Linked DNA regions of Homo sapiens: regions 1, 2, 3, 4 and 6 are each linked to region 5. The links are chromatin loops, found by intact Hi-C in ENCODE. Cell type or tissue: IMR-90. All regions are shown on one strand. Each heading gives the region's core, and the rest is flanking DNA. Links, peaks and the distances in the headings are about the cores only. Region 1 has its middle 71 kb from the start of SASH1. Region 2 has its middle 160 kb from the start of SASH1. Region 3 has its middle 92 kb from the start of SASH1. Region 4 overlaps STXBP5 (syntaxin binding protein 5). Region 5 overlaps SASH1 (SAM and SH3 domain containing 1). Region 6 overlaps SASH1 (SAM and SH3 domain containing 1).

Region 1 (5,033 bases), core at 415-4,414, 190 kb after region 5:
CTCTGCCACACTGATTTTATTTTCTCCCCAAACTTCTGAGGTTGATAAATTAATCAGGTAGATTAATTAGGTTAGTTAAAATAAGACATATACACAATCATCTCCCACAAAGGAAGCTTGTCTGAACTGGAACTGTCTCTATAGATTTCAAGGCTCATTCACTTGTCTCTTTAGGACAGGAACGATATTCCTAAGGCTGATAATTCCCCTTTCTGTCTGAGTTGATCAATACATCTTTTTGCATCCTCAGCACAAAAACCCAAATGTGCTTGCTTCCTTTTCTAAAAGAAAGCCTCTGTCTTGCTGGGATTAAGAGGGCATAGTCCCATGACAGAGTTTGCAGTCAAATTTTGGCACCTGAAAAAACCTTCCCTCTTTAAAGAACTGCGGGCAACCAGTCAAGAGGGACCAGAGTTTTGGCATTTGGACTGAAAACATTACCTGCCAACTAGGCTGCTCTGAACGTATTGTTTCTGAAACCAGGGAAAGCGCATGTAACAAGAGGAGGCTTTGTTCTGTTGGAAGATTTTTGATGAGTCCATCTGCCCCAAGTTGAAAGGAGAACCTGCCAGCCATGTCTGTTCACTTTCTCCCATTTACCAGCCTCCCTTGGACTCCTGAGCACCCTCTAGGGCATGACTGTTACCTCTCACAACTCATATTTCAGACATTTTTTGCTTTGTTCATCCCATGACCGTGGAATTCTATGTTTCATACATAGTTGCTTTGACTGGCAGTCTAGCACTTTTCTCTCAATGACCCAGTCTCTCCTTCTGGTTGCAATCCTACCAAGATGGCAAGGAGAAATTTGCCCAAGCAAAGCCTCACTAGGTTAAATGCCCAAACTGACATTTCTTCTAGAGTTCCCTTCTCTAATTCTAATTTCTTCTAGAGTTCCCTTCTCTAATTCTACTTTCATTCAACAAGTATTGACTGGGCACCGACAGTACCAGGCACTGTTCTCAGCTCCTCAGAGACAGTAGTGAGCAAAGCAGCCTTCCAGAAGCCCACCTGAGAGGCCTCAACTTGCCAAAGCCCAGGCCAGAAGCAGAGAAGGGGCAGGAGAGGCCCTCAGGCCAGGCAGGGGTCAGCACCCATGCATTGAGTGGTTGGGCTCTCAGACTCTACCTCATGACCTCTGTACTCTTTAATTATTTTTCATGAACAAATCTATTTTTTTTTTTTCTTAAGAGACAGGGTCAGGCTGGGTGTGGTGGCTCATGCCTGTAATCCCAGCACTTTGGGAGGCTGAGGCAGGTGGATCACCTGGGGTCAGGAGTTCAAGACCAGCCTGGTCAACATGGTGAAACCCTGTCTCCATGAAAAATACAAAAATTAGCCGGGCATGGGGGTAGGTGCCTGTAATCCCAGCTACTCAGGAGGCCAAGGCAGGAGAATTGCTTGAACCCAGGAGGCAGAGGTTGCAGCGAGCTGACATTACACCACAGCACTCCAGCCTGGATGACAGAGGGAGACTCTGTCTCAAAAAAAAAAAAAAAGAAAGAAAGAAAAATTTAAAAAAGAAGAAGAAAAGAAGAGACAAGATCTCACTCTGTCACCAAGGCTAGAGTGCAGTGGTGTGATCATAGTTTACTGCAGCCCAGAAATCCTGGGCTCAAGAGATCCTCCTGCCTCAGCCTCCCAAGTAGCTGAGACTACAGTTGCATGCCACCATGCCCAGCTAATTTTTGTAATTTTTGTAGAGACAGTGTTTCGCCATGTTGCCCAGGCTGGTCTCCAATTCCTGGGCTCAAGGAACCTTCCCGCCCCGGCCTCTCAAAGTTCTGGGATTATAGGCATGAGCCCCCATGTTCAGCCCAAATATAAACCCCTTTTTTAATTAAAAAAGAAAAGACCTTCACAATCTGTAGAATACGATTTCCACAGAGAAGACGAAGACGGAAACAAAGTTGTTCAGCAACCTGAGAAGAAAACTCCTTCAGTAAAATATGAGATACTAAATGGTTAATCGGATGGTCCCGATCCCCTGGGGGTTGCAACATGAAATACATCGTTACATCCTTCATTCTTAGCGTGTGTGCAAATCTTTAAAAAAGTTTTCATAGATAAGTAGAGGCTGGAAAAGCTCTGGTCTTTAACAGGAAAAACTTTTCTTGGCTTACAAAACCTTTTTTAGAGTCTTGGGGGAAAATAAATATCTACATAATTATATAAATATATCTTATATAATGAATGGTAAGTCACAAAAATGGCAAAGCCCGGTGAAGGAATTCCGAAGCAGTCACTGCCTAGCGCCCTCGGAATTTTGATGAATTCATCAGTAGCACTGAAAATCCCTAGATACTGACAGTTACTTTATACCTGTTTCCCACAATAGTCCTTTCCTGAATATATCAGTCTAAATGTCAGAAGGCACCAAAAACAGTCTTAAAATTTGAAAACAGACAGCCTACATACCCTGCAATCTTGTTCCTCCATGAAGTGAGCTGCTGGCCATACGTTCAAATGGTCTCTGACTTCCTCTCTGACTCAGATCGCATGAATCTGCAGCACTGATGTAAGGCTCTAAATGGGAATCTGTTTTCAATTCAGGGCAGATGTGGGACACTCTCACAGCCCTAGGGATTATCAACTTTAAAACAAATCGCCTTCAGGACGATAAGAGAGGCAGTAACTGCTTCCTGAGGCCTCACTGGGGTCCCTTCCAAATGCTTAACATATAACACAATAACTATGACACAAAAGCGAGTTTCATTCTTCGGGTTCTCGGACTTTAAAATGAAGCTTGCAAATACCCCTCAGAAACAAAGCTTGAAAATGTATCTCAGAACATTTAAATAGAAATCCAGATATTTTAGTAACTAACATACAACAGTGATCCAAATGCCCCTTTCTCCCGCCCCCTACAAAACTCTCAGCACGGTGTTTGGCTCATTGAATATAGTTTTTCCACAAATTGAAATCGAATTGTTCTGGTTCAGAGTTTTCTTGGCTCAAGAAAAGGAAGGGAGGACTATTCCAAGACTTCCACAGAGAAACTTCCAGAAATCCATTTAACACGGTAAGTTTAATGTTCTAGGATTAGTGTTCATCAATGGACTGTACATCTCAGAATGTCCTCTGTTCTGAGACCACTTTGTAGAGTTGGCTGATATGCCAGGCTTCAAACTCTGAAACACCTTCGCTGGGGCTTAATCTAGTTTAACCTGATTTAATAACCCTGAAAAGAAGTTACAAAAACATGAATTTTGAAGACATCTAAAGGAAACATAGAAACATTTCCCTTTTAATAAAATAAAACAAAAGTTTTATACAGTCTTAAAAAATATTAAAAGTTAATGTGCATGGCACTTCCCTACACAAGTAAGTTTAGGTGTTGGTAACATCAGTGAATAGTCAGAAGATAGTCACATTAAATACATATATTTGGAAAACAGTCTATTCTTTAAAATTAATATTGTGAGTGTGACATAACAGAGCTACATGGTAAAGCATCAAGTCACTAAGGAACATTAGGGTTAGTATTTCTCCTATCTTCATGGGGAAAAATAAACTTCCTGTAGCTTAGGAATGTGCTAACATAACCATTAGGCAGCAGTAGCAGTGGTATTAGGAGTTGTGGATGAGCTGGGCGCGGTGGCTCACACCTGTAATCCCAGCACTTTGGGAAGCCAAGGCAGGTGGATCACCTGAGGTCAGGAGTTCGAGACCAGCCTGACCAACATGGTGAAACCCTGTCTCTAATAAAAGTACAAAAATTAGCCGGACATGGTGGCGGGCGCCTGTAATCCCAGCTACTTGGGAGGCTGAGACAGGAGAATCACTTGAACCCAAGAGGCGGAGGTTGCAGTGAGCCAAGATCGTGCCGCTGCACTCCAGCGTGGGCGACAAGAGCGAGACTCTGTCTCAAAAAAAAAAAAAAAAAAAAAAGTTGTGGATGAGATGTCCAGAGACCCAGAGACAAAGACCTGTCCCTAGATTTCTCTTTAACTGAGTGGCCTTGGACATGCCATTGCCCAGGCTACCATTTCCTTATTTGTAAAGTGGCTGAATTAGGTTGAAGATATCTAAAATCCAAACCTCTAATATCAGTGATGGTGTATTAACCAAGAACTGGTAAAACAGAAGGTAAGAGCCTTTTTGTTTTTTTGTTTTCAAAAGTAATCACTAACTGCCACTAGTTTGACATCTCAGACAAATTTTTTTTTCCACTTTGGAGTATATATCTACAATTCTGGCTGATAAAGCAAGTTTTAGCCAAAAAATTGGATCTGAAGGGTCAAGAAACCCACTACCTTATGTAAATTAGATGCCTAGCTTTTTTTGGTTGGGGGGTTGACAGGTTTTTAGGGAAACAATCACCAAAGGCATAACTCCCCAATTTTAATTCTGCTCATCGGTATCAGTAATGCACTTATTTAGCAATTAGGATCAGTTCAATACAAAAAAAAATTTTAAAATATTAAAGTCAGTAAGGAAAAGCATATATTGCCAGCGAGCAGTGGGTGGTTTTGATAGCTGGCAGGTAAGGTGAGGGATACCCGGGGTGGAGGATAGTGTGGTTTGGTAAAAGAGCACCGGCTTATGAGTTGGGAGACCCAAGATCTAGTTCCAGGGCTGCCACTAACTAGCCCTGTGACCTTTGCCACCCTCTTCCCTGTTTCTGGCCTGTTTCCTTGTCTATACCAGGAAGGTCTTAGTCTGTCCATCCTCTTGCTGTCCCAGCAACCAAAAGAGAAATTCTGCCCCGTTGAATACAGCTTTTGCTATAGAGTTTGGCTCTTAGGAGCACAGAAGCCAAATCTATAACATCAGTGTATATCGGTCTATGGTGTACGGCAGAAAATAATTGTATACTGGGAGACAGCTAACTGGGAGATGATCATTTTCACACTTGTGGGAGGTACACACTCACCTGCCAAATACCAGTAAAGTCCTGTTCCAAAGACCATCGTCACAATTAAGGTTTTCTTTCCAGAATTTATTTTCATTTATCAGCTATGATTTGAGGATACAGGAACAATCTTTAAAATAATCATGTATAATACTACTGTTGAGGGTTGAATTGTGCC
Region 2 (5,033 bases), core at 479-4,478, 290 kb after region 5:
CACAGCCCGTTACTCTTAAGGTAACATTTTTGGATGTTCAAGCCCTCAAGCACTCTTGTTTTATAGGAAAATGGTCTCTAATTTTAGACAAAGCCGTTCAAGAGTACATACTTCAGCCAAATGGAAGCTCAACGTATAATCTGAATTGCAATTTACTGTAGGGTAATACGTTTTTATTAAATGAAACAAATGTTCTCTAGTAATTTTTAAATTGTCTTGAAAATAAGGCTAAGATTAATCCTGCTATCAAATCTGAGCTTTAAAAATTAATTAGAAGACAGAATTTAGTATTCTGCTATAATGCAAGTTGGATTTTTAAATAAACACTTAATCCTGCAAAGAAAACACAATTCACAGAACAAGGGAGCTCAATTATTTCAGCCTCTTTTCTCATTTCCTTTCAGCTGCAGGGGGCAGCACTGCTCAGCTAATGGCTTTTTTCTTTTTCTTTTTTCCTTTCCTAACAAAAGGAAGAGTCATTTCCTTCTATACAATGTTTTCATCCCTGCTCTCCATTGTACAATGTGTGGCTTTCTTGAGGCACTGCCTCTCGAGTCCCTACCTCAAACTTCACTTCAAATAGGAGATTTTATGTTGGGGAAAGAAGGATTGGTAAAGAATTCTTACTTAAAAAAAATCCTGCCCTCTCCCTCTCTCCCTCTCTCCCTCTGTCCCTCTCCCTCTCCCTCTCCCCACGGTCTCCCTCTCCCTCTCTCCACGGCCTCCCTCTGATGCCGAGCTGAAGCTGGACGGTACTGCTGCCTGATTCTCCTGCCTCAGCCTGCCAGCGCGCGCCGCCACGCCTGACTGGTTTTCGTATTTTTTTGGTGGAGACGGGTTTCGCTGTGTTGGCTGGGCTGGTCTCCAGCTCCTAACCGCGAGTGATCCGCCAGCCTCGGCATCCTGAGGTGCGGGGATTGCAGACAGAGTCTCGTTCACTCCGTGCTCAATGGCGCCCAGGCTGGAGTGCAGTGGCGTGATCTCGGCTCGCTACAACCTTCACCTCCCAGCAGCCTGCCTTGGCCTCCCAAAGTGCCGAGATTGCAGCCTCTGCCCGGCTGCCACCCCGTCTGGGAAGTGAGGAGCGTCTCTGCCCGGCCGCCATCCCATCTAGGAAGTGAGGAGCGCCTCTTCCCGGCCGCCATCCCATCTAGGAAGTGAGGAGCGCCTCTTCCCGGCCACCCATCATCTGAGATGTGGGGAGCACCTCTGCCCTGCCGCCCCGTCCGGGATGTGAGGAGCGTCTCTGCCCGGCCGCCCCCTCTGAGAAGTGAGGAGACCCTCTGCCTGGCAACCGCCCCGTCTGAGAAGTGAGGAGCCCCTCCGCCCAGCAGCCACCCCGTCTGGGAAGTGAGGAGCGTCTCTGCCCGGCAGCCACCTCGTCCGGCAGGGAGGTGGGGGGGTCAGCCCCCCGCCCGGCCAGCCACCCCGTCCGGGAGGGAGGTGGGGGGATCAGCCCCCCGCCCGGCCAGCCGCCCCGTCCGGGAGGTGAGGGGCGCCTCTGCCCGGCCGCCCCTACTGGGAAGTGAGGAGCCCCTCTGCCTGGCCGGCCGCTCCGTCCAGGAGGGAGGTGGGGGGGTCAGCCCCCCGCCCGGCCAGCCGCCCCGTCCGGGAGGGAGGTGGGGGGGGTCAGCCCCCCACCTGGCCAGCCGCCCCGTCCGGGAGGTGAGGGGCGCCTCTGCCCGGCCGCCCCTACTGGGAAATGAGGAGCCCCTCTGCCCGGCCACCACCCCATCTGGGAGGTGTGCCCAGCGGCTCATTGAGAACGGGCCATGATGACAGTGGCAGTTTTGTGGAATAGAAAGGGGGGAAAGGTGGGGAAAAGATTGAGAAATCGGATGGTTGCCGTGTCTGTGTAGAAAGAGGTAGACGGGGGAGACTTTTCATTTTGTTCTGTACTAAGAAAAATTCTGCCTTGGGATCCTGTTGATCTGTGACCTTACCCCCAACCCTGTGCTATCTGAAACATGTGCTGTATCCACTCAGGGTTGAATGGATTAAGGGCGGTGCAAGATGTGCTTTGTTAAACAGATGCTTGAAGGCAGCATGCTCCTTAAGAGTCATCACCACTCCCTAATCTCAAGGACCCAGGGACACAAACACTGCGGAAGGCCGCAGGGTCCTCTGCCTAGGAAAACCAGAGACCTTTGTTCACTTGTTTATCTGCTGACCTTCCCTCCACTATTGTCCTGTGACCCTGCCAAATCCCCCTCTGCGAGAAACACCCAAGAATGATCAATTAAAATAAATAATAAATAAATAAATAAATAAATCCTATTTCTGTATAAAGCTATCCTTCCTCTGACTAGAAACAACTAGGAAATAAAGAGAAGACAAAGATAAAAAGGAAAGTCAACACTAAGTCACATCATCATTGAAGGCGTCCGTGGGGAATGTCGTTGACGGTGCACCTATCGGGTGTTTGTGTCTTGAAAAATCAAACCCTTTGGAGGCAAGGGCAGTCCTTGGCTTTGGTCCATTATATGTTACAGGACTCCTGAAGGCTGAGGGGTAAGTCCCTATTTTCCATAGGTTTTTCCTAAATGAGGAAGGGCAAGAAATAGTAATTATCTGAGCCGTGCTGCCCCCTGCTGGTAGCAGTTATGCAACCCTGCAAACATGTTCCCTAAATCCGTTTCCAACGTTTGTTCAGAACTCCAAAGCTCTCATAGATCATCCAGGTCATACTCTCCCTGCCCAACTTCATCCCTTCTGCAGAGTGGAAGCTGCAGCCAGCCCTTGGAGGGGAAATGACTTATCATCACAGGTTTTAGCTCAGGTCTCTTTCTACACTACCCAACATCACGGAACACCCAATACACGAAATTCACATGATAGTGCTGTTTGGACATTCTTTTAAAAGACATACATTGGAGTCCAGAGCTCTATGGTGAATCTTATCCTTCGGATCTGACCTATTTAATCAGAACTGTCAGAATTTTCTTTAAACACTGAAATATGATACTTAGGATAAGTGTGGTATTTATGATTTCCCATATCTCTTTCATGGAATAAAATAATAGAAAACTTTACTTACTATTCTGTAGTCTAGTTTCTGGAGAAAGTAATCTTTCATAACTGGAGCTAGTGATTTGAGGCTGCAATTAAGATAAAGGAATTTGATATTTACAGAGCCAGGACGTTCCAATAGTCTTTCTAAATTTTCATGTATTTAACTAAGCTATATTTAGGCTTTATTCATACTTGAGCTTTATATATAAATCGAATGACCAGAGAAAATTTTGTCTAAAATTTTAATCGTCAATGCTTATTGGAAAGTTCAGAATTTCACAGTGGCCCAGCAAGGTAATTAATGTGAATCAACTGGCTTGTCTATTCTTTTGGTACCTATCCACACACTCTGATTAACTAATTTGATTACCAGTTCAAAGATAGTGTCTGTCTTAGCCAGTTTGAGCTGCTATAATAAAGTACCATAGACTGGGTGGTTTATGAACAACAGAAGGTTATTTCTCCCTGTTCGGGAGGCTGGAAGTCTAAGATCTGGGTGGTAGCATGGGTGGGTTCTGGTGAGGACCCTCTCCTGGGTTGCAGACTTCTGTCTTCTTATTGTTGCTTCACATTGTAGAAAGAGACTGGAGAACTCTCTGCAGTTCCTTTTATAAGGGCACTAATCCCATTTGTGGGAGTTTCACCCTCAGGACCTAATCATCTTCCAAAGGCCCCATCTCCCAACACCATTGCATTGAGAGTTAGGATTTCAACATACGGACTTTGTGGGGACACAAACTTTCAGTTCATTGCAGTATCCATGTTACATTCATGGACATGGTAAATGATAGCTTTTAAACTTCCACATCTAATAAGGTGTTTTTCGCAACTGTAATACAATGACAACTGGGAAGCTTCTGTGTCAGAGATTCTTAACTTTCTTTACCAAGAACAAAAATCTCTTGCCTTGAGATGCCTTCATCCAGTCTCTAGTCAAAGCTCCATCTCAAACATGGTACCTACAAACCACTTGACTTTGGTCCCTTCTCATTTTGATAGCATTCTGGTATTTACGTTCTTAGTTCTCTCAATTTTAAAATCTTTTAACATAGAGTCTTACTCTGTTGCCCAGGCTGCAGTGCAGTGGTACAATCAGAGCTCACTGCAGACTTCAACTCCCGCGTTCAAGTGATCCTCCTGCCTCTGCCTCCCTGGTAGCTGGGACTACAGGTGTGCATCACCAAGACCAGCTAATATAAAATTAATTATTTTTTTTTAACAGACAGTCTTACTACATTGGCCAGCCTGGTCTTGAACTCCTGGCCTCAAGTGATCCTCCCATCCCAGCATCCCTAAGTAGTTGGGATTATAGGTATGAGTCACCATATCTGGCAGATTCTCAGTTCTTGACAATTTTTTATACAGTAAAAATGTCTTTCAATTTGTGTGTGTGTGTGTGTGTGTGCGTGTGTGCACGTGCTTGGGCATGCCTGGAGAATGAGCTAAGCTGTAAGCTTCCAGAAGGCAGGTGCTGAGTCTTTCTTTCTTGGATATTCTTCTGCAGTGCCTGGTACAATCTTCTACCGAGGGAAGAACTCAAACTATGTTGGCTGATGCACGTGGTGTTTCTTAGAAAACTGATTATAGGAAAAGTCTCACGAAGCCTACCAGACCTTGCCCTTCTTAACAAATGTGTCTGTTTCTCCCAAGACACTGTCTGCTTATCCTGCAGCCTGCGTGTTTTCTAGTCACTACCAATTAGCATAATTACTATCTCAAGGCCTTGCCCTTTATTGATCCTGGTAGTTACAGCAGTTTACAGTCACGAGACGTGCTGACAGAAGGTACAAATATATTCACCAGGACCTCCAATGGAGTTCTGTCCCTTTTCTTGCTTTTCAGAATTGCTTTTGTCTGCTTTTGTTTCAGAGTGTGCCTTCCTTTTCCTCATTTCCCCCAAGTTTGCTGTGGCAGAAGTTCAGTAGATCACTCAACACAGCGCCAGAGAGCCGTAGGAAGATATTTACAACAAGAGCTTAGTTTCAATACAGACTAACGTGCTCAATCTGTCAAAATAAATG
Region 3 (5,033 bases), core at 368-4,367, 210 kb after region 5:
AAATCTAAGGTAAGATCTACTCATGTATCTTCTTTTAATAGTTCTATAGTTTTCTTATATTTAGGTCTTTAATTTTGAGTTAAGTTTTTGTATATAGTGTAAGGTAGGGGTCCAGCTTTATTCTTTTGCATTCAGTTACCTAGCATTATTTGTTGAAAAGACTACTCATTTCCCAGTTGAATTGTTTTGGCCCTCTACATGAAAATCAAATGACCATAAACATGAGGGTTTATTTATGGACTCTCAATTTGATTCCACTGATCTATATATCTGTTGTTATGCCAGCACCACATTGTAGCGTTGTAGTAAGTTTTGAAATAAGAAAATGAAAGTCCTCTAGCTTTGCTCTTCTTTTTTAGGACTGTTTTGGCTATTCTAGGTCCCATGAAGCTTGCAAGGCTTTTGAAGGACCAGCTATCTTTGGTGCCTGGTTCCAGAGTCTATCTGCAGGCTGAGCATCTGAGGGTGGCTTGCACGTGTGCCGAGGCTGCCCCACGGGCTAGTCCCCCTGTGCCACTGAATTATTCAGTCTGCCTGAATGGACTTTTTCTAGGTCCTAGAGCTGGATCTTGTGAATCCAAATTCCTGATGGGTACCTTGTGAGGGAGGAGATGAAATTCTAAGTCCAGCTCTCATAGTGTTCCAAATAGGGTTGATGTGTTAGGTCTGATGGCTTACTCTGAAATCCTAAGAGTTATTAATAATTAGCTTTGGGCTGGGCATGGTGGCTCATGGCTGTAATCCCAGCACTTTGGGCGGCCGAGGCGGATGGATCACGTGAGGTCAGCAGTTTGAGACCAGCCTGGCCAACATGGCGAAACCCTGCCTCTACTAAAAATACAAAAAATAGCCAGGCGTGGTGGCAAGCGCCTATAATCCCAGCTACTTGGGAGGCTGAGGCAGGACAATCGCTTGAACCTGGAAGGTGGTGGTTGCAGTGAGCTGAGATCATGCCACTGCACTCCAGCCTGGGCGACAAAGCGAGACTCTGTCTCAAAAAAAAAAAAGAAAAAAAACCACAAAACAACAACAACAATAAAAAACAAATAATTAGCTTTGATGGTGTCAGTATAGCCATGATGTAGCTGTTGTTTTTGAATTATTAAAGTAATATAATCACATCCTAAAAAAATGGCAAACAGGGAAGAAAATTCACCGTAATCAGAATTCGCTTGTTATAGGTTATAATGTTATTTTCGATTATCTAATGCATTACTGTACATATACTCTTTTTCCTCTGTAGAAAGAAGTTTTTGCATTATTTTTGGAATTTAATTTGAACTGAGAATTCCACTAGGGATTTGTGGGTATCTATCATTTCCCTTGTGGTTTTCGAGAGGCCACATACGTTTTTGGAGACATAATCAAGCAAAGTCATACGTCAAGACTAGAAAGAGTTTACTTCATATGGGTGCATTCATAGGAATGCATTTCCGGGATTTAAGTTAGGCTAAGACTTAACGTGTAGCTTTTCTCTCTATTGCACTTTTTCCTCTGTAAGAAAATATGTGCATTTCCTCATCATTCTCAGTAAACTATCGCAAGGACAAAAAACCAAACACCGCATGTTCTCACTCATAGGTGGGAATTGAACAATGAGAACACATGGACACAGGAAGGGGAACATCACACTCTGGGGACTGTTGTGGGGTGGGGGGAGGGGGGAGGGATAGCATTAGGAGATATACCTAATGTAAATGATGAGTTAATGGGTGCAGCACACTAGTATGGCACATGTATACATATGTAACTAACCTGCACATTGTGCACATGTACCCTAAAACTTAAAGTATAATAATAATTTAAAAAAAAAAGAAAATATGTGCATTTCCAAATGCCTCATCTCATTGTAATGATTCTTCATACTAGCTGCAGATGTTTTGGCCACATCAGTTTGGCTTCTTACCCGTCTGAATAGAACTTGCCACTCCATTTATTGAAACCTGGGTTCTTGGAGTCATTATGCTCCAATTTTCTTCAGGTTGACCAGCAAGGGGCACTAAAGTATAGCATCTATTTTCTCCTAGCCACAGCAGAGGTTTCGGTAAGCAAGTAATTGAGCAAGAATCTAGAAACTGTGCACTCTTATAGTCAGATCAAAAAGCTGTTGGTGGTATATTTGATATTTTTCAGGGGTATTGATACTTTTTAAATGAAAAAAATTCTGATTGGACAAAAAGGGAGCAAAACAATTCCAAATACAGAATCACTCTTTGTTTGTAAGCCATAATTCTCCTGTCTAGTCAATACTATTAGGTAAACTGGCAGAATCCTGTCATTGCTTTTCTGTGAATTACTGCATTTTTTCTTTTCTATCCGGAGAACATAATGGGCTAGCCACATAACGAGTTCCTAAAAGGATGAACTACTTGATGTTACACTGACAAGCAATTATTATAGGGGCCTATTGGTTGGTCTTTTTTTCTTCCCTTTAAATTTTGCTTGCCTATTTATTTCCATCAGCTACTAAGGATGACTCTTTTATTGTCTCAAATAAAGGATGCAATCTATATGCTAGGCACACATTATGAATAATTCCTTGTCATAACAAGGCACAAATGTCCTTCAGAGACCGGCACAAAGTTACTGAAGCTGTTCAGGATTTGGTAATGAGCTTTTCTTTCTTTTTAAAATTTTAGCTTTTATCCATGCTTAATCATACCAAGTTACTGAAACACTAGGGATAGGGATGATAGAATTTAACAATTCGTCCACCCAGCTAGAAGCAAATACCCATGATGGTTTCTAATTCTAAATCAAATAAATAGTTTTTGGAAGCTCTGCCCACCTATCAATACTATAGAAATAATGCATGTCAAAGTAATTAATTCAACAGGAATGTTCAATTACAGCCACTGTATCATTTTTTCAGTAATGTTTCATTCTTTTTTTTTAAATACAGTTTTTTTTTTTTTTTTTAAGACTAAGGCTTTTTTAGGCCTGGTTATTTGCAGCCTGTGAGAATTGTGTATTCAAATGGATCACATACTTCTTCACTCATCACAGCACTCTTCTCTCAAATATAATCCTAAACCTCAAATGGCTGATTACTTAAGAACCCTTAAGAAGTCTTAGCTGAATGATGGATCTCTGAGAGTACGATTTCTAATATTTTTCTCTCTGTTAGCCAGAATTAGAAACTGGAGGTTGCAGAGCAAAGATTTTTAGGAGCCGAGGCAGATATCCAGGGTGAGATGAAAAAGACAGAACAAGAGGAAGGAAAAGATGAATGCTTCCGTGTTTTCTAAACAACCCTGAAGACAGTCTGTCTTGGTTTCTTGAGATGATTCTGATATGCCCAGGTGTTGTGCCCCTCCCCCTATCTGCACCTTTCTTGTCTCTGATGCCAGAGGGATGAGGGCAGAGACTGTAAGTGACTGGCAATGCTAAGAGCACAGGCCCTGGAGTTCATCTGCAGGGTTCACATTCAGGCTGTGTGGCTTTGGGCAAGTATTTAACCCTCAGTTAATTCTGCTGTAAAGTGAAGATTCATTCACTCACTTAACAAATATTTATCAAACACCTGCCTTATGCCAGGCACCATTCTAAGCACATATGTTTTCTTCGAGGATCAGATGAGAGAATGAATGTAAAGCACTTAGGACTGTGACCATAAATAATGACCATTACTGTCTATTGAGAATCCGCGGTGCACAGGCCCTAGGCTATATATTTTAGGCAATTACTTAACCCCTGTTTGTCTGTTTTCCTCATTTGCAAAGACAGTGTCTTGTCTCACATGGCTCTTGTGAGGTTGAAACAGGGTAATGTACATAAAGTGCTTAGAACAGTGCCTGGCATGTAATAGAGTTTGCCATCATTACCTCTGTTTCTCAGACATGACCTGGAGAGGTAAATGTTATTATCACTGCTTTAAGATGAGTTAACTGAGGCGTAGGGAGGTAAGGTAAATCGGTCAAGGTCAAATGGCTGGTAAGTTGCAGATTCGTACCCCTATCTGTCTAGACCGAAAGCTTATGCTTTTCTCAGTGTACCTTGGTACCCTGGCTCCTAGAAGCATTGAACACCTGGCTTGATCACACAGACTGTTTACACATGAGCCTTTTTGTAGCTCTGAAATGCCACTTCCCAATTCCTCCAAGTCTCCCCTATCAGCCCACGTGCGCATGTGTGTGTGATGCATGCACACACACACACACACACACGTGCACATGCACTCACATCTACAGTCTCTGCAGGAGTATTCATTCTGATAAGCAGCTTCTCCCCTCAGGGAAATTATGCTGTCATTCATTCGTTTAGCAAAATTGTCATCCACTGCTCTAGGACCTGTATATTCTTTGTTAGACAATAAGTAAAAAATGTAAATTTATTTTTTTAATCTGTGAGCCTTCTCAGGGAGAAAGCCATTTTGCTGGCGTGCTTCTTTAGTCACTCATTCATTCATTCATTCATTCATTCATCAGTTATTCATCAAACATTCACTGTGAGCCAGGTTCTATACTATGTAAACTGTTAAATTTCTAGGAACCACACACTATGTTTTCTCAGTATGTAAAATATTGAATCCTAATTGGAGATTTTGTATAAATTAGTTTTAAAAGGACAGAATACAAAAAAAATACAATGTTTGCTTGTTTGCATTTAACATCCACAGTGGTCCTCACTGATTGTCAGAAGAAGGTAGTTCTACCAACACTTCACAGTTTAAATAAGGAGCAGATTTTCTCACAGTGTCCTTTGTATATCTTCCCCTTGGGAAACACAGCTACAAATCATATGGAGATGCTTTAGCACCAAATGAAGCTCCTTCTGAGGCTTGTGGGGGGAAGTGACTGCTTTCATAAACTGTTCTTTTTGACTTGATGAAGTTGAAAATGTTGCAAATGTTCCAAAGAACAACATTACACCAAGCTGATGGGAAATTTGTGGAAAATTAAGTACCACAGTCAAATATGGTAATTGCTTCTTTATAAAGATACAAGAAAAATGTTCCACCTACCCCCTGACAAATGTACCTGTATCAGGTAGAGGGTAGATTTTGAGGACTTGTACCCTTATGGCAGAATTCT
Region 4 (5,033 bases), core at 551-4,550, 1.1 Mb after region 5:
ATCACAGATTGAGTTTTGGTTATCAGAAAAAGTGAAAGTTTCCAATACTAATGTTATATAATAGATGTTTATAATCTGTAAGAATCTATATAATCTTCCTAGAATGAATTCATTGCTCTGTTTGTCAAGATGAGTTTTTGTTAGGAGAAGCATACCATATATTGATTAGTGTGTTTCAGGCACAAATTTATAAAGATAAGTCTTGGCTCTCTAATTCACTCTAGTTCAAAAACAGCTTAAATAAGAAAGTGAATATAAATTTGTAAGAGGAATTAATGCAAACTGCTCTAAAATTCCAAACTAGCATTTAAGTAGTCTATACTTTCATGTATATATTATGGCATAACATTTATAAACATATTCGTGACAGTCCCACTGCATGGGAACAAATTTGAAAAAGGATGGGTCCTATTGCAGGTTCTACTCTCTGGCCCAAGGGTTCAAACGTCAGAGGGTGTGAGGGGCAAAGTGAGGCTACAACGGGAGTGAGGTTAGGAGGGGATACCCCCTTCGGAACGTTTTAGAAATATGTGTGACTTGTCTTTGTTCTTCTTGTGTGTAACCTCAGCATTTGCATATTGAAATACTTTTTTAAAAATTATAAATTGCTTTCATTTCATATCTCTGGCACATTAGTTCAGACACTATGTTGATTTTTAAAAATTGAATGTATAGGCAAGCATATTATCTATAATTTCATTACCAGATAGTAACGGAGACATCTAAACCATGTGATACAGAGAAGACACTGCTTCTAGGGCATTGCTCTACATCAGGGTTCTCAGTAAGTGTGGTTTGCAGACTGGCACCTTCGGCATCAGCTGGGAACTTGTTAAGATACCAATCCTCGGGCCCCACTGCAGGCTTACTGAATCAGAAACTCTGGGGATGTGATCCAGTGATGTGTTTTCACAAAAGTTGTGTATCCAGGAGATTCTGATGTTCAAGTTGGAGAACCACTGCTTAGACTAATGGTATCTGCAGTCACATTGTTATTAAAGGAACATGGAGGTTTTCACTTTCTGAAATGTGTGGTCTTCTAACTTTTGTACTCATGCAATGCTGTAATTTCTGGGCATCTTTGATCTTGAAAGCTAAAACACCTGGCTGGGTGTGGTGGCCCATGCCTGTGATTCCAGCACTCTGGGAAGTCAAGGGAGGAGGATCGCTTGAGCCCAGGGGTTCAAGACCAGACTGGACAAGATAGTGAGAACCTGTCACTACAAAAAAATGAAGATAAAAAACTTAACTGGAAGTGGTGAGGCACATTTGTAGTCCAAACTACTTGGCAGGTTGAGGCAGGAGGATTGCTTGAACCCAGGAGTTCAAGGCTGCAGTGAGCCATGATTGTACCACTGCACTTCTGCCTGTGTGAGAGTGAGACTGTGTCTCAAAAAATAAAAAAGCAAGCTGGATAAACACCCTAGTGAAGCAGCAGTGTGTTCTATCCAAACATACTCCTGCAGTGCTCTTGGGAGTTACAATTCTCAGCCTCAGCACAGTATTTCTTCCATGTACTAATGTGTTTTGCTTTATCTGCTGATATTTTGAGTGTCTGGAGGTAACAAAGAGTAGGGATGGCGTTATTGTATTTACAAACATTATTTACAAATCTACTCAGTATTTAGGAGGGGCCCTGGGAAACAGAGGGATTGCATTATTTCCCTGCTAAATGGGCAAAGAAAAGTAGTTAGCTAAAATAAAACATACTAAAGAGTAAAGAGAATTGGGGTGAGAGGCATGGGGGGCAGGAACAGAAATGAAATGGAAGCAGCAGAGAGAAGTGGAAAGAAAGGTTCAGAGTCGAACTCAGCCCGGGAGAGATGAACAAGGAGGTCTCTTGTTTGGTGGGACACACACACACACACACACACACACACACACACACACACACACTCTCTCTCTCTCTCCTTAATAACTTTAAATGAAGTCCTCAGACTCCCTTCCTTTGCTACTAACAGAATATTCTATTTTGTTGGAACCTTGTTAAATATGTATCTTACTTTCATGCTGTTTTTGAAAAGTTATTAAAAAAAGAAGCTATGGGGTTTTGTTTTTTAAAACAGTATAAAATCATATAAAATGACTAAAACTAAATGTTAGAATATTTCCATAAGTTTAAAGTTAACAGAATATACATTATTGATATTAAAAAGACAGACTGAATTTGAAAAAAATAAAATGACAGGTAAGTATTTTCTTATTTAAAAGATGTTTTAGTCTAAAAAAAGCATTTTGAAAGCTTTCCTTAAGGTACCTAGGACAAAACACTTTTGTACAAAAACTGAAAAAAGCATAAAAATGGGGCAAACATACAATTTTTAAACTAATGGAAGAAAATCAGAATCTTCCTGTAAACTCCTAGAAAATCAGAATCTTCCTGTAAATTCCTATGAAGGGTTACAATGACAACTTAAATTTTTATCTAAAGCAGTGGATAGCACTGTACTATTTACACAGCACATACCCAATATAATGTTCTTTAAAAAGGCATGACCGGAGACATGAAGACAATCTTCAGTTTTTAAAATTTTATCACTTTATGCCTCTATTTCCTAGAAAGACACTGAAAAATTTTTTGATAATAAACCAGATCACTCTACCAAATGATTTACATAACTTTATAATACCTTAGGAACATATTATCTGTTCCATATCTAAGAGTGTTTAGTAACTTTCTGGATAAAAAAGTATCATGAAAATTATCCTTTGGAAAGTCTATGTTTTTTTCCCATGTAAAATTGTACTGCAACGCTTCTTGCTAAAGGCTCACACAGTGAGACGAGACTGCCACCATGTGGGATAAGCATGTGTCACAATAAAAAATATATATATTTCAAAATCAAATAATCCTTCAATGTAATAAGAGAACTACTACGTCTTTTATTCTAAAACACAACAGAAACAGTGGTAAGTACTGTTTGGTCTTCTTTACATTTTTCAAGATTCATTAATGTGATACTCATTTTTCGTACAAGTAGTTGGACACTGACACTCTGTGGAAACTATCCATATCCTTGCTACTCAAAGTATGTTCCAAGACCAGCAGCATCTATATTAGCTTGAAGCTTGTTAGAGATGCAAAATCAGGCCACACCTCAAATGCAATGAATCAGAATCTGTATTTTAATATGATCCTCAGGTGATTCGCGTACACACTAAAGGCCAAGAAGCATGCACTCAGATTTCATTCCTATTCCTTAACTCTCACCCTGTCTCCTTTACTCTCAATCCACCCAACACAGGGGTAGGTGTTTTTCACCAAAAACTCCAGATAGTCAAGAAAAATATAGTTGGTATTACCTGAGTTATATGATTAGCTTCACTTTCAGTAAATGTGGGAATCTATTTTTTTAATCAATTATTTTCTTAGGTTATTAATAGATTAATTCCATAATTCAGAAAAAAATTAGAACAAATTTTCCAGGAAAAAGGGCTTGTTTAGTTTCAGGAGAGATTAGAGTATTTTATTTTGCCCAATCAGAGCCCTTCAGCATAAAGAGACATTCATATACATATATATGAACATTTTCCAGAAACATTAATTAATTTATAATACATTTTTTAAAATACCAGCTTAACGGTATTTATTTACAAAAATATTTCATTACCTAATTTTAAACTTTTTGCTGTGATGACAGTTTGTAAAGTACAGGAATGCAAAATAACTACAAAGTTTAACACGTTTTTAGTGTTTCCAATAGTGCTTTTCTTTTTAGATGAAACAATACACAGATTTTTTTTAAACCGTATTTCAAAATGCATATTCCAGCAATTACCTTTGAGATAGTTACTGGGACTGAGCAAGATTAAATAAAAAGTGCAGCAACTGAAAAACACCTGCAAGTTACAGTTTAAGGTATACACAAGCTAGAGCTCTATACCAAGCATGCTTGCCCCTGAAGTGGACAATGTTAGAAAAACTTAATCTTGCTCTTTTTCATATTGTCTTTTGGTAATGCATTTACAATGAACCAATAGTATAACTAGAAAGCAAAAGTGTTTTTCTGGTTCTAACTATCATGTGGAATAGAGGTCACACCTAAAGTATCACAGTACTATTTATTTACAAAAAAAAAAAGTTAAAAAAATTAAAACAAGATTTACCCTCTTTGCATTGCTTTCCATTGCTATGTTGATTGTATTTTCAACTCCTTACACTGTCTTCAGTTGAAGCAAAGTTTAGACAATACAAAACAAATAGCAAAAGTAAATAAACAAAAACAAACAAAACCAACTACCAAATAAATAGGATTCCATTGCCATTAACCTATATCCATTTGAAATGCCTGAATCAAACAACCTACAATAAATACTGGTTTATTTACATGTCATACACTATAAAATTTTAAACGATAAGCCTCATTGTAAAATACTGGCAAAACTGACATTCATGATTTTTCTGATGTAAAGAATAAAATAAAGAGACCACTTACATGTAGCCCTGGACTACTGTACTGAATTTGTAAATGAATTGTGCCTATATTGTTAAAATTAATTTGACTGTATTAATAACTGAAGAAAGCAATGTTATAACCCTGGTAATTGGGAAGTTATTAAAATCATTTAATTCATCTGAGAAAGGTAAGCCAGTTTTCCCTTTTTTTCTTTTTTTGGTTGTTTTTGGTTGCAACAACTGTTTTCTGTCTACAGAACCTTTTTTAAAACTTCGGAGGCAGTAGTAAAATCATTAATATTCACAGGAAAAATAATTCCCATAGCACTTTACAAGAAATTGATCAGAGTGATGAAAAGTGCAATTAACAAAAGCTGTAAACAGTATCTTCACATTCATTTTCAAATGAAAAGAAAAATCTGTGGGCATAAATTTCAATCCAAGAGAACAAATACCCTAAAAGGGAAAAGAAAAAAGAAGGACATTTAAGATATAGGAGTGCTTTTTTCCCCCCAAAGTAAATACAGATTAAAAAGTCTAAGAATGTTGATCAAGTATCAAACTGATAAGGAACAAATTCTATAAACTACAAAATAAAAACCTTCATTGACAAAAATACATAAACTCTGTTTTCATT
Region 5 (5,033 bases), core at 364-4,363:
AGAGTGTGGAGCAAAATCTTTCATTAGGTGTGTCCAAATCCCAGAAGGAAAATACAGTATCCTTGGGCTTACAGCCAAGGGAAACCAGAAAGAAGGCACCTGCATCAGAAGAGACACAGACACTTGGGGGATTTAAACCTGAATCTTCACTACAAGTTCACCACCAGGAAGGAAGATGGAAGAGGTGATTTTTGCATCTGAAGGCTAGGGAAGACAAGAAAGTGGGAGGCCAGGTATGAGTTACACTGAAAAAATTAGAGCAAAGGCTGAGGCAGGAGGAGAGCAGCCTGGGCAACATAGTGAGACACTGTCTCTTTAAAAAAAAAACTTCTAAAAAGTTCAACTGGGTATGGTGACATGCATCTATAGTGCTAGTTCTAGCTACTCAGGAGGCTGCAGCAGGAGGACTACTTGAGCCCAGGAGTCCGAGGTTGTAGTGAGCTATGATCACACCACTGACCTCCAAACTGGGTGACTGAATGAGACTCTGTCTCATTCAGAGGAAGAAGAATTGAATATCCTAATCACCTAAAGTGATTTTCTGCCTACCTTTTGGATAAAAGGACCTTGAGAATCTAAGGTGACCAGAGAGAGGGGAGGGAGGCTTTTTCACGCAGAGCAGCCTTTAATAAGCCACCACCCTTTGGTGTAGCTGCACTGGTGTGGGCTGACCACTGGGTGCCATTTCTGAGTGGCAGGCCCATGCCCTGCAAGCACCACCATTCTCCACGGCTGAGTGCAGAGAACTGTTGATGACCAGCACAAAAATCTGAAAGCTTTCTATTGTAAACTAAGGGAGAGTCGGAGCTAAGAACAGAATCAGGGGAGAAACCGCTAGAGAGGACAAGAGCTAGTTTTGAATTCTAGTTATTTCCCCTTATTCCTGTGCTGTGAATACAGAACATGTAAGGAAAATCTCACTTATCACCAAATTGTGCCAAAACATGGCTAGGACCTACTCTCCTTCCTCCTATCCACACAAAAATGAAAATACCTGTATTTACCTGCAAGGCTTTTAGGAGGTAGCCATTTCAAAATTTAAATCTTTCAGCCAAAATGTACTGAACAACGCACAAGTAAGGTACATGGATGAACACGAAGGAAGGGGAGCCACAGGTTAGAGACGGAGGGAGACAGGAACAAAAAAGCATAAGAAATGACGAGGGGGAAGGGGAGGAGAAGAATGAGGAAGAGAAGCAGCAAATGTAACATGCTCAGGGCCACGGGAGAAGTGGGAGCAAAATAAGAGCAAGCTAGTTGGCTGGGGACTGAGGCAGGAAATCCTTCAGAAAGAAAGAAGGGTTTCTGCTAAGTTTAGCTTCTTAATTTTTTTAAAAAATCTTACTGTGCTGTACTTTGCACTTCAAGTCATGGGACTGTGCAGCTGCCACCTTACTTCAGCGGGCTGGGGTCTGCAGCTGGTTAAACATGTTTTCTGTAAGGGGCCACCAGAGGGACAGGGAGCCCCATATGTATTTTTGTCCTCACCCTAAGGACTAGGGATGTCTTTTTTTTTTTTTTTTTTCTCCTGGAGACAGAGTCTCACTCTGCTGCCCAGGCTGGAGTACAGTGATGCGATCTCGGCTCACTGCAACCTCCACCCCCAGGTTCATGCGATTCTCCTGCCTCAGCCTCCTGGGACTACAGGCATATGACACTATGCCTGGCTAATTTTTGTATTTTTAGTAGACACGGGGTTTCACCATGTTGACCAGGCTGGACTTGAACTCCTGACCTCAGGTGATTTGCCCGCCTCGGCCTCCCAAAGTGCTGGGATTGCAGGCATGAGCCACCGTGACCGGCCAGGACTAGAGAAGTCTTGACCTAACTGCTATGGACCAAATATCCCCACCTCAGGATAAAACTTATTATGTAATAAGTGAAAACACAAATTGTGAATTTTTACTTTCCCTAAAAGTCATCAAAATACTTCAAAAAGTACACTGCAGAAAAATGTACGCTCCCACTGCTACACCATTAGCACAAAATGTGATTGCATTTTCCTCTCTGAAATGATGACTGACAATATTTTCACTATTTTTAATCTACTGTCTTCAAACTACCACACACTTTGAATAATTTTATCCTCCGGTTTGGACTTGGCCCAGGCATTGCTTGAACTTCCCCAGGATGCCAGCAGATGGCACTGTAGTTTCTTTATTCATCTTGCTGTGGTGAGTGGGATTTTGTTTTTAAAATTTCACAAGTTCACCACCTAGATGCTGGCCAAAGAATAACAAGCCCATGTTTCATAAGCGTGAGGCTCCCCAACTCATCAAATTTACAATCCTTTGAATTTTACGTTGAATCCAAATTCAATGTGTGAATTTGGATGCAGTGACTTTCTCCCTGCAAACAGAAGCTGGCATAGAAGCAGTGCAAAATGCCATCTCCTTTCTCCTTGAGAATGATTATTACAATTCATCCAGCAGGAGCAAAAATCAATGATATAACCCAAGTCCAAAAGTGGATGGCAGCAGGTGGAAGGGGTCATTTACTAATCTCCTGGTGGAAGAAATTAATGCTCAGACGTCAGCTCCAAAGAGGCCTCCTGGTAGTAGTACCTCCTTCCTCCAGCCAGAAGCCCCAGGCCTGAGGATGGTGGGCGCTGGAGCTGGATCTGCTCTTTGGACTCATCTTTTTCATTGTCAATGGGTAAAAAGTATGGTAACTTCAGCATGGATTTTGATGACCAGGAAGCAATAATTAATATTCTGCTGTGCTTTAAAAATCCATTTAAACATTTAATTATCATCAAGTATTGGATTTAAAGTCTCAGAACTGAACCTTAGCAAATATTTGTTCATCAATAACTCCTACTATTAAGACCCCAAATCTATCTGCTTAAGTGTCAACATTTTTCCTCAAGATCCCTAAACTGCTTTAGCTGTTCCTGAAGGCAAAATTCACTTAAGAAAATTCCTACATTAAGGAATTTATCAATCCCATTGAAAAATAAAAATAATTTAAGAGACAGTATCCCCAGAACTGGTTTCTTTCCTCCTACCTCTGTCTTTAACAAATTCTTTGTTAAATTGCTTTGTGTATTCATTTTCACTCATTCTTTCATTCAGTATTTATTTATTCACCTCTCAGTAGGAGTCAGGCATCCTCTGAGGTCCTGAGAACATAGCAATAAACAAGACAGATTCAAGAAGGGCGACTGCAGAGTCAAGGAGTGAGGAGAAGTTGAGGTGATGGGACAGAGAAGGCTTCTCTGAGCAGAAACCTAAATAATGAAATAACATTCACTTCCCCAGATGGGGAAAGCTGGGCAGGGGAACAGCAGGGGAGGGAACAAGAGGTCCCCTTTGGACATGCTAAGTGTGCGGTGCTTATTAAACATCCCTGTGCAGACAGTAAAGAAACAGTTGGACATGTGAGTCTAGAGCTGCAGATAAGAATTTGTAAGTGACTTGCATACTCTAAGCTCTGACTGAACACTACGAAGAGAAACATTATGAAGACTGAGCTCCAGGGCAACCCGATTTTTAGTGGTCATAAAGAGAAAGTGAGGCCCAGCAATGAGACTTAGGAGGAGCAGCCAGTGGGAGAAGGAAAAGAAGGCAGAGTGCTCCTTTACCTTTCTGGTTAGAATATTATTAAACTCCGTTTTACAAAAATTATATCGCAGCTGGGCGCAGTGTCTGACCCTGTAATCCCAGCACTTTGAGGCCGAGACGGGTGGATCACCTGAGGTCAGGAGTTCGAGTCCAGCCTGGACAACATGGTGAAACCCCATGTCTACTAAAAATACAATAATTAGCCAGGCGTGGTGGAGAGCACCTGTAATCGCAGCTACTCAGGAGGCTGAGGCAGGAGAATCACTTGAACCCAGGAGGTGGAGGTTGCGGTGAGCCGAGATTGCGCCACTGCACTCCAGCCTGGGTGACAAAGTGAGACTCCATCTTAAAAAAAAAAAAAAATTATATTGCAGTCTCTCACTCCACACAGTGGAAACTCTAGGTTGCCATATTTTCTTTTCCAGTGAGTCTACTGCTTTACAGTGGAGATCCTCGTAAGACCATAGAGTAGGAGGAGGAACACAACACAGGTCAACATGAAATTCTTTACACTTGTATAGAATTCCACCTCTCAAATGCAATACTCTCATTACCCCCCATCACAGAATAGGACTGTCACTGAGATGGGAGTGATGACATGCCTGAGGTCCAATCGTGCTGGGCAAGGGCATAACTGGGCTTGGTGGCCACGTCTCTGACTCCTGAGTTCAACACCTCACCCTCTTCCCCAGACTCCTCCTCATTTGTATAACAGAATTCCAAATTGTATACATTCTTTAACAGGATGCTTCTTTTCTATTATTTAAGGGATAGACAGAAAGGGGATACCATTACATACTGGCCCAGCTCTTGAGTAAATTGCTAAAATGATACTCAGAAGAACCTGCAAAAACAGAAAGTTTTCAACACCAAACCTCACCATGGTCTATGGAAGTATCAGAACTAAATATTCCAAGAACACTTTTCAGGAATTGACTATCTGGCTATTGCAAGACCCCCCTATCTGCTTCTAGAAGGAAAGGAAGCCAAATACTATGGCTCAAACTCATTTTTCTTCTTCTGTTTATATACAAATAGTCTAAGCTACATCCAGACAAAGACAACTCTATCTCGTTTCTACATACTGAGTCCAGCACACCAGAAAAGTGCAATGAATGGCCAAGCATAAACAAATTCCTAAAATACACTTCATGTTTTGGCTTTGATGAGCTGTCCAGAAACTTCATTATAACCAAGAAAAAAAAAAAAGAAAAGAAAAGAAAAAGAAAGGAAAGTGGTTATAACCTCATTTCCAAGAAAGGAACATATGCTATATGTTACTGGAAAACCTGTACTTAAGGGATTTTCAAAGTTCCTTAATCTTGAGTCTCAGGAAATCAACTTCTCCATTAGTTGATTTCCTGCTGAATTTGAAATCTGGTCTTTTGCTGTGTCTGGGTCTTTTCCTGCATCATCCCAGGCCTGCCAAGGCAGTCCCGAAAGCCAGTAGCAGCCTTTTCTCCACCATTT
Region 6 (5,033 bases), core at 566-4,565, 57 kb after region 5:
GTTACCTTTTCCTTATAACAAAAACATACAGCCGCCCCAACATTTCAGCAGTTTCTTACGGGGAGGGCTCATCAGGACTGCTCTGTTGGGAGGCCGAGGCAGGCAGATCACAAGGTCAGGGGTTCGAGACCAGCCTGACCAACATGGTGAAACCCCGTCTCTACTAAAAATACAAAAATTAGCTGGGCGTGGTGGCGGGCGCCTGTAATCTCAGCTACTCACGAGGCTGAGGCAGGAGAATTGCTTGAACCCGGGAGGCGGAGGTTGCAGTGAGCCAAGATCGCGCCACTGCACTCCAGCCTGGGCAACAGAGTAAGACTCTGTCTCAAAAAAAAAAAAAAAAAAAAAAAAAAAAAGGACTGCTCTGGAAAACACCCTACCTAGTTCAATGTCCCTCTTGCACAGGTACCCTCACACCTTCTATTTTAAGAAGAAATCAAATTTGTGTCAAGATAAGAGCATGTTCCCTTATAGTCTGGGGTGAAAGTTATTCTCCTTTTTTGTTGTTTGTTTGTTTGAGATGGAGTCTTGCTCTGTTGCCCAGGCTGGAGTGCAGTGGTGCAATCTCGGCTCACTGCAGCCTCGCCTCTGCCTCCCCAGTTCAAGCGATTTGCCTGACTCAGCCTTCCGAGTAGCTGGGATTACAGACACGTGCCACCACGCTCAGCTAATATTTGTATTTTTAGTACAGATGGGGTTTCACCATGTTGGCCAGACTGGTCTCGAACTCCTGACCTCATGATCCGCCCACCTAGGCCTCCCAGAATGCTGGGATTACAGGCGTGAGCCACCACGCCCAGAATTGGTCACTTGATACATACTTTGTGGCTGCTTCCAGCCGTTCACATTTATTAAAAACACAAGAAAATCTCTTTCTGTTGTCTGACTTAAAATATGGATTGCAGTTTTTAATGACAATCTTGAAGTCACTAAGGTAAGAAATTTCTTACATAGCCCTGAGGTGGTACTGGTAGAAGACAGCCTCTCCTCTCTTGCCTTAGCAATATGGATGGCAGCTTTCAGAGTATTTCAGACACTTTCAAGAAAACAAAACTGAATTTGAGAGTTGATTTACGCAGGAACTGAATAAACTTCTACATTTAATATTGTTAATCATAAAATACCATCTATTTATGACTCTTTATAATTGGATATCCAGTTAATATCTGTTAAGCTTCTGCAAAATACAAGTCACCGTGAGGCACAAGGCACTATGGCATATGGTCTGAAGGACACAGAGATGCAACTTAAACCCAGCCATCCAGATGCTTAGAATTTGGCAGAAGAGATGAGACAAGCACGTGAATAATAATGCATGGTAGGAAAGCACAGACACGACATGAGAAGTATCATAAAACTGCAATGCAGGTACACAAGGGCAAGAGCCACTTAGCTTGGGGAACCAAGAAGAGCCTGCAGAGAAAGCGGCATTAGAGCAGGGTGGAGTGACAAGCATAGCAGGTGAATGTAGCCGAGTGACAAGTGTAGCGGGCAAAAAAGGTGGTGGGAGGGAGGCAGGGGCTGCCTTTTTCTCCAAAGCAAATCACTTCAATTTATGCGACTATGTGTAAACTGCAAGATAATGAAAATAAGGGGACACCTTACACCATATGCAAATATTAACTCAAAGTGGATCAGAGGCCTAAACGTAAGACGTAAAAGTGTAAAACTCTTACAAGACAACATAGTGAGAAAGGCTCACAACACTGGATTTGGCAATGATTTCAGTGGATATGACACCAAAAGCACAGGCAACAAAAGAATAAACTGAACTCCATCAGAATTATGAAAACGTTTGTGCATCAAAGGACACGATCAAGAGTGAAAGGCAACCCACAGAAGTGAAGAAAATATTTGCAAATCATATCTGATAAGGGATTCATATCCAGAATGTATAAAGAACTTTATACATGGAGTTGGATTGAAATAAACTTCTTTTATACATTGAGTTGGATTGAAATAAACAATCCAACTCATAAATGGGGAAAGACTTGTGTAGACATTTCTCCAAAGAAAATACACAAATGGCTAATAAGTATATGAAAAGATGCGCTGGGCGTGGTGGCTCACACCTGTAATCCCAGCACTCTGGGAGGCTGAGGCGGGCGGATCACAAGGTCAGGAGTTCAAGACCAACCTGGCCAACACAGTGAAACCCCATCTCTACTAAAAATACAAAAATTAGCCGGGCGTGGTGGCGGGCACCTGTAGTCCCTGCTACTTGGGAGGTTGAGGCAGGAGAATCGCTTGAACCCAGGAGTAGGAGGTTGCAGTGACACAGCAAGACTCTGTCTCAAAAAAAAAAAAAAAAAAAAGGAAAGATGCCCAACATCACTAACATTAGGAAAATGCAAATCAAAACCATAATGAGATACCATTTTATGTCCATTAGGATAGTTATTATCAAAAAGGAAAAAAAAGTGTTAGCAAGGATGACGAGAAATTAGAACCCCTGTTCCCTCCCTGCTGGTAGGAATGTAAAATGGCATAGCCAGTATGGAGGTTCCTCAAAAATTTAAAAGTAGCTGGGTGCGGTGGCTCACGCCTGTAATCCCAGCACTTTGGGAGGCCGAGGCGGGTGGATCACCTAAGGTCAGGAGTTTGAGACCAGCCTGGCTAACATGGTGAAACCCCATCTCTACCAAAAATACAAAAATTAGCCAGGTGTGGTGGTGCGCGCCTGTAGTCCCAGCTACTCGGGAGGCTGAGACAAGAGAATTGCTTCAACTCGGGCGGCAGAGGTTGCAGTGAGCCGAGACTGCGCCACTGCACTCCAGCCGGAGTGACAGAGCAAGACTCCATCTCAAAACAAAAACAAAAAAATTAAAAGTAGAACTGCCAGATCATCCAGCAGTTCCACCTCTAGGCATATTCCCAAAAGAAATGAAAGCAGGGATTTGAAGAGCTATTTGTACACTCATGTTCATAGCAGCATTACTCACAATAGAAAAATGATGGAAGCAACCCAACTGGCTGTTGGTGGATAAATAAACAAAATGTGGTATATGGGACAAGGAAATATTATTCAGCCTCAAAAGGGAAGAAAATTCTGACACATGCTACAAGACAGATGAACGCTGAGGGCATAAAGCTAAGTGAAAAAAAACAGTCACAAAAGGACAAATACTACATAATTCCACTTACAGGAGGTATTGCGAATGGTCAAATTCATACAGACAAAAGTAGAATGGTGGCTGCCAGGAGATGTGAGGAGGGGAAATAGGGAGTTGTTTAATAGGCACAGGGTTTCAGCTTTGCAGGACGGAAAGAGCTCTGTGGATGGTTGGTGGTGATGGTGGAACAACATGTGATTATGCTGTCACTGAACTGCAACTCAAAATCAGTTAGGATGGTAAATTTTACGTTATGTATATTTTACTATAATTTTTTAAAATAATTTTTTTTAAAAAACTAAAATAATACAAGATAAACTCAACTTAAAAAGTTCCACCCTCCTCTATACCACTCCTGCCATGGACTAGGCTTTCCTAGACCCTTGGAGCGCCTGATTCTCTCTGCTCCTCCCTTGGAGAGGCTGATTCTCTCTGCTCCTCCCTTGGAGAGCCTGATTCTCTCTGCTCCTCCCTTGGAGCGCCTGATTCTCTCTGCTCCTCCCTTGGAGCGCCTGATCCTCTCTGTTCCTCCCTTGGAGAGCCTGATTCTCTCTGCTCCTCCCTTGGAGAGCCTGATTCTCTCTGCTCCTCCCTTGGAGAGCTTGATTCTCTCTGCTCCTCCCTTGGAGCACCTGATTCTCTCTGCTCCTCCCTTGGAAAGCCTGATTCTCTCTGCTCCTCCCTGCCTTCACTGTCATCCCTGGACTTGGCACCTTGCTTCACCTGTCTCTTGGGGCCAGACCCTGTCTTGCTTACCTGGATCCCCAAGCCCAGCATTCTGCATCTATGCTCCATGATCCCCCACAAGCTGTTGTAGAAGGTGATAGGCATATGTTGGCTGCCTTTTCTGCTGTGTGCTGATGGAGAGGACACTGTTCTAAGTTTGAATACTGGCAAGTAGGAATCTGTATGCAAACTGTAACACTATTTCACATAATGCAACAGATTAAAATAACATTAAACATATTCCAACTGCTTTTATCTACGACTTCTTTTTTTTTTATCTCTTGCAGCTCAGAAATAGATTTTACTCGTATCAGCAATGTTCACACTGGGCCCCCAAATGAAGTCCTTCAGAGGTATTCTTTGAGATTCCTATGACCAGCCAGAACAAACAAGCACAAACAAAAACAAGCAGATTGCTGAATAAATTCAAATCTCACTAAAATGCTGGCTTGTGTTCAAAATTGTCATCTCCTGGGGTCAGGGCAGGTGACTGGCACCCAGCAATGAGAAGAATGCCCATCTGACCTGTTCTACAGCCCTGCCCTACCCTGCCCCATTCTGAAATCGGTGTGGCATAGGCACAGGGCACATCTCTGCCTGCAGAAAATGTCTCTAAGTTTTCTTTTACCATGGAGGCCACTTCCAGCACAAGAACTGGAGTCCAAAGATTACACTGTCGATTTCTGATTTTTTTTCCTAAGTAACAAGTTGCACTTTAAAGTTAGCAAAAGAAGACACATTCCCAGGTCAAACCAGTAAGTGCAGCTTTTCTCATGATGTGCTGGGATACAGAAGTACAGAACTTATCCACCAGGCATAACAAGTTTCTATGGGAAAATGGAGTCAGGGGTCCAGCTGGGGTTTCTAAGATGAATCCACTCCACAGAGGGAAAGAGTGAGTGCATACGGCCTCAGCCTAGAGTCATTACTAGTGGCCATTTTCATCTGGGCGGTAGAGGCAGTGAGGACCCAGAAGTGAGGATGGGCTCTAGGTGGATGGAGAGCCAAGCAATATGAGGAGGGAACAAAGGCCAGAGGTAGCAAGGAAGAAGGCTCACAGGAGTGAGGTGGGGCTGTGCAGAGGAACAGATGGAAAGGGAGAAGGAGCAGACTGCCAGGGTAGTTCCTTGGTATCTTCATTCTCAGCCCTGCTAACCTGAGCCTGGAGTAGAATGCAGTGGGAACAGGGCAGAA

The links. Peaks named below come from ENCODE experiments on the same cell type or tissue, not always from the same donor. Only the 100,000 strongest peaks of a DNase experiment are listed, where the experiment ranks them.
Region 1: a loop joins it to region 5, with 7 times the contacts of the local background. A loop is called at or near these places in 20 of 110 quality-filtered maps.
Region 2: it touches region 5 in a loop (11-fold over the local background); 99 of 110 quality-filtered maps call a loop at or near these places.
Region 3: a loop joins it to region 5, with 6 times the contacts of the local background. A loop is called at or near these places in 37 of 110 quality-filtered maps.
Region 4: it touches region 5 in a loop (24-fold over the local background); 9 of 110 quality-filtered maps call a loop at or near these places.
Region 6: a loop joins it to region 5, with 2.0 times the contacts of the local background. A loop is called at or near these places in 8 of 110 quality-filtered maps.

The regions. Positions count from the first base shown.
Region 1 is chr6:148,269,763-148,274,795 of GRCh38, reverse strand. It overlaps a transcript of SASH1 not described here. Among named protein-coding and RNA genes, the nearest start is that of SASH1, 71 kb to the left of the region's middle. In IMR-90, for the core only: a CTCF peak has its summit at 628; a DNase peak (open chromatin) is centred at 2,555; H3K4me3 peaks cover 236 bases; H3K27ac peaks cover 1,475 bases.
Region 2 is chr6:148,175,376-148,180,408 of GRCh38, reverse strand. No RefSeq gene overlaps it. Among named protein-coding and RNA genes, the nearest start is that of SASH1, 160 kb to the left of the region's middle. In IMR-90, for the core only: a CTCF peak has its summit at 2,581 (motif pointing left); a DNase peak (open chromatin) is centred at 2,558.
Region 3 is chr6:148,248,459-148,253,491 of GRCh38, reverse strand. It overlaps a transcript of SASH1 not described here. Among named protein-coding and RNA genes, the nearest start is that of SASH1, 92 kb to the left of the region's middle. RefSeq lists enhancers at 250-749, 750-1,251. In IMR-90, for the core only: a CTCF peak has its summit at 1,993 (motif pointing right); a DNase peak (open chromatin) is centred at 2,001.
Region 4 is chr6:147,388,881-147,393,913 of GRCh38, reverse strand. STXBP5 (syntaxin binding protein 5) reads right to left here. Exons shown (of 28, transcript NM_001127715.4): 28 at 3,441-5,033. It overlaps LOC124901421 (a long non-coding RNA gene), which reads left to right. Exons shown (of 3, transcript XR_007059802.1): 3 at 1-5,033. Among named protein-coding and RNA genes, the nearest start is that of SAMD5, 120 kb to the left of the region's middle. In IMR-90, for the core only: a CTCF peak has its summit at 2,784; no DNase peak of the experiment used is centred there.
Region 5 is chr6:148,462,041-148,467,073 of GRCh38, reverse strand. All of the region lies in intron 4 of SASH1 (SAM and SH3 domain containing 1), which reads right to left. Among named protein-coding and RNA genes, the nearest start is that of SASH1, 120 kb to the right of the region's middle. In IMR-90, for the core only: a CTCF peak has its summit at 2,140 (motif pointing right); a DNase peak (open chromatin) is centred at 2,183; H3K27ac peaks cover 490 bases.
Region 6 is chr6:148,405,423-148,410,455 of GRCh38, reverse strand. All of the region lies in intron 2 of SASH1 (SAM and SH3 domain containing 1), which reads right to left. Among named protein-coding and RNA genes, the nearest start is that of SASH1, 65 kb to the right of the region's middle. In IMR-90, for the core only: a CTCF peak has its summit at 2,459; a DNase peak (open chromatin) is centred at 2,945; H3K27ac peaks cover 1,096 bases.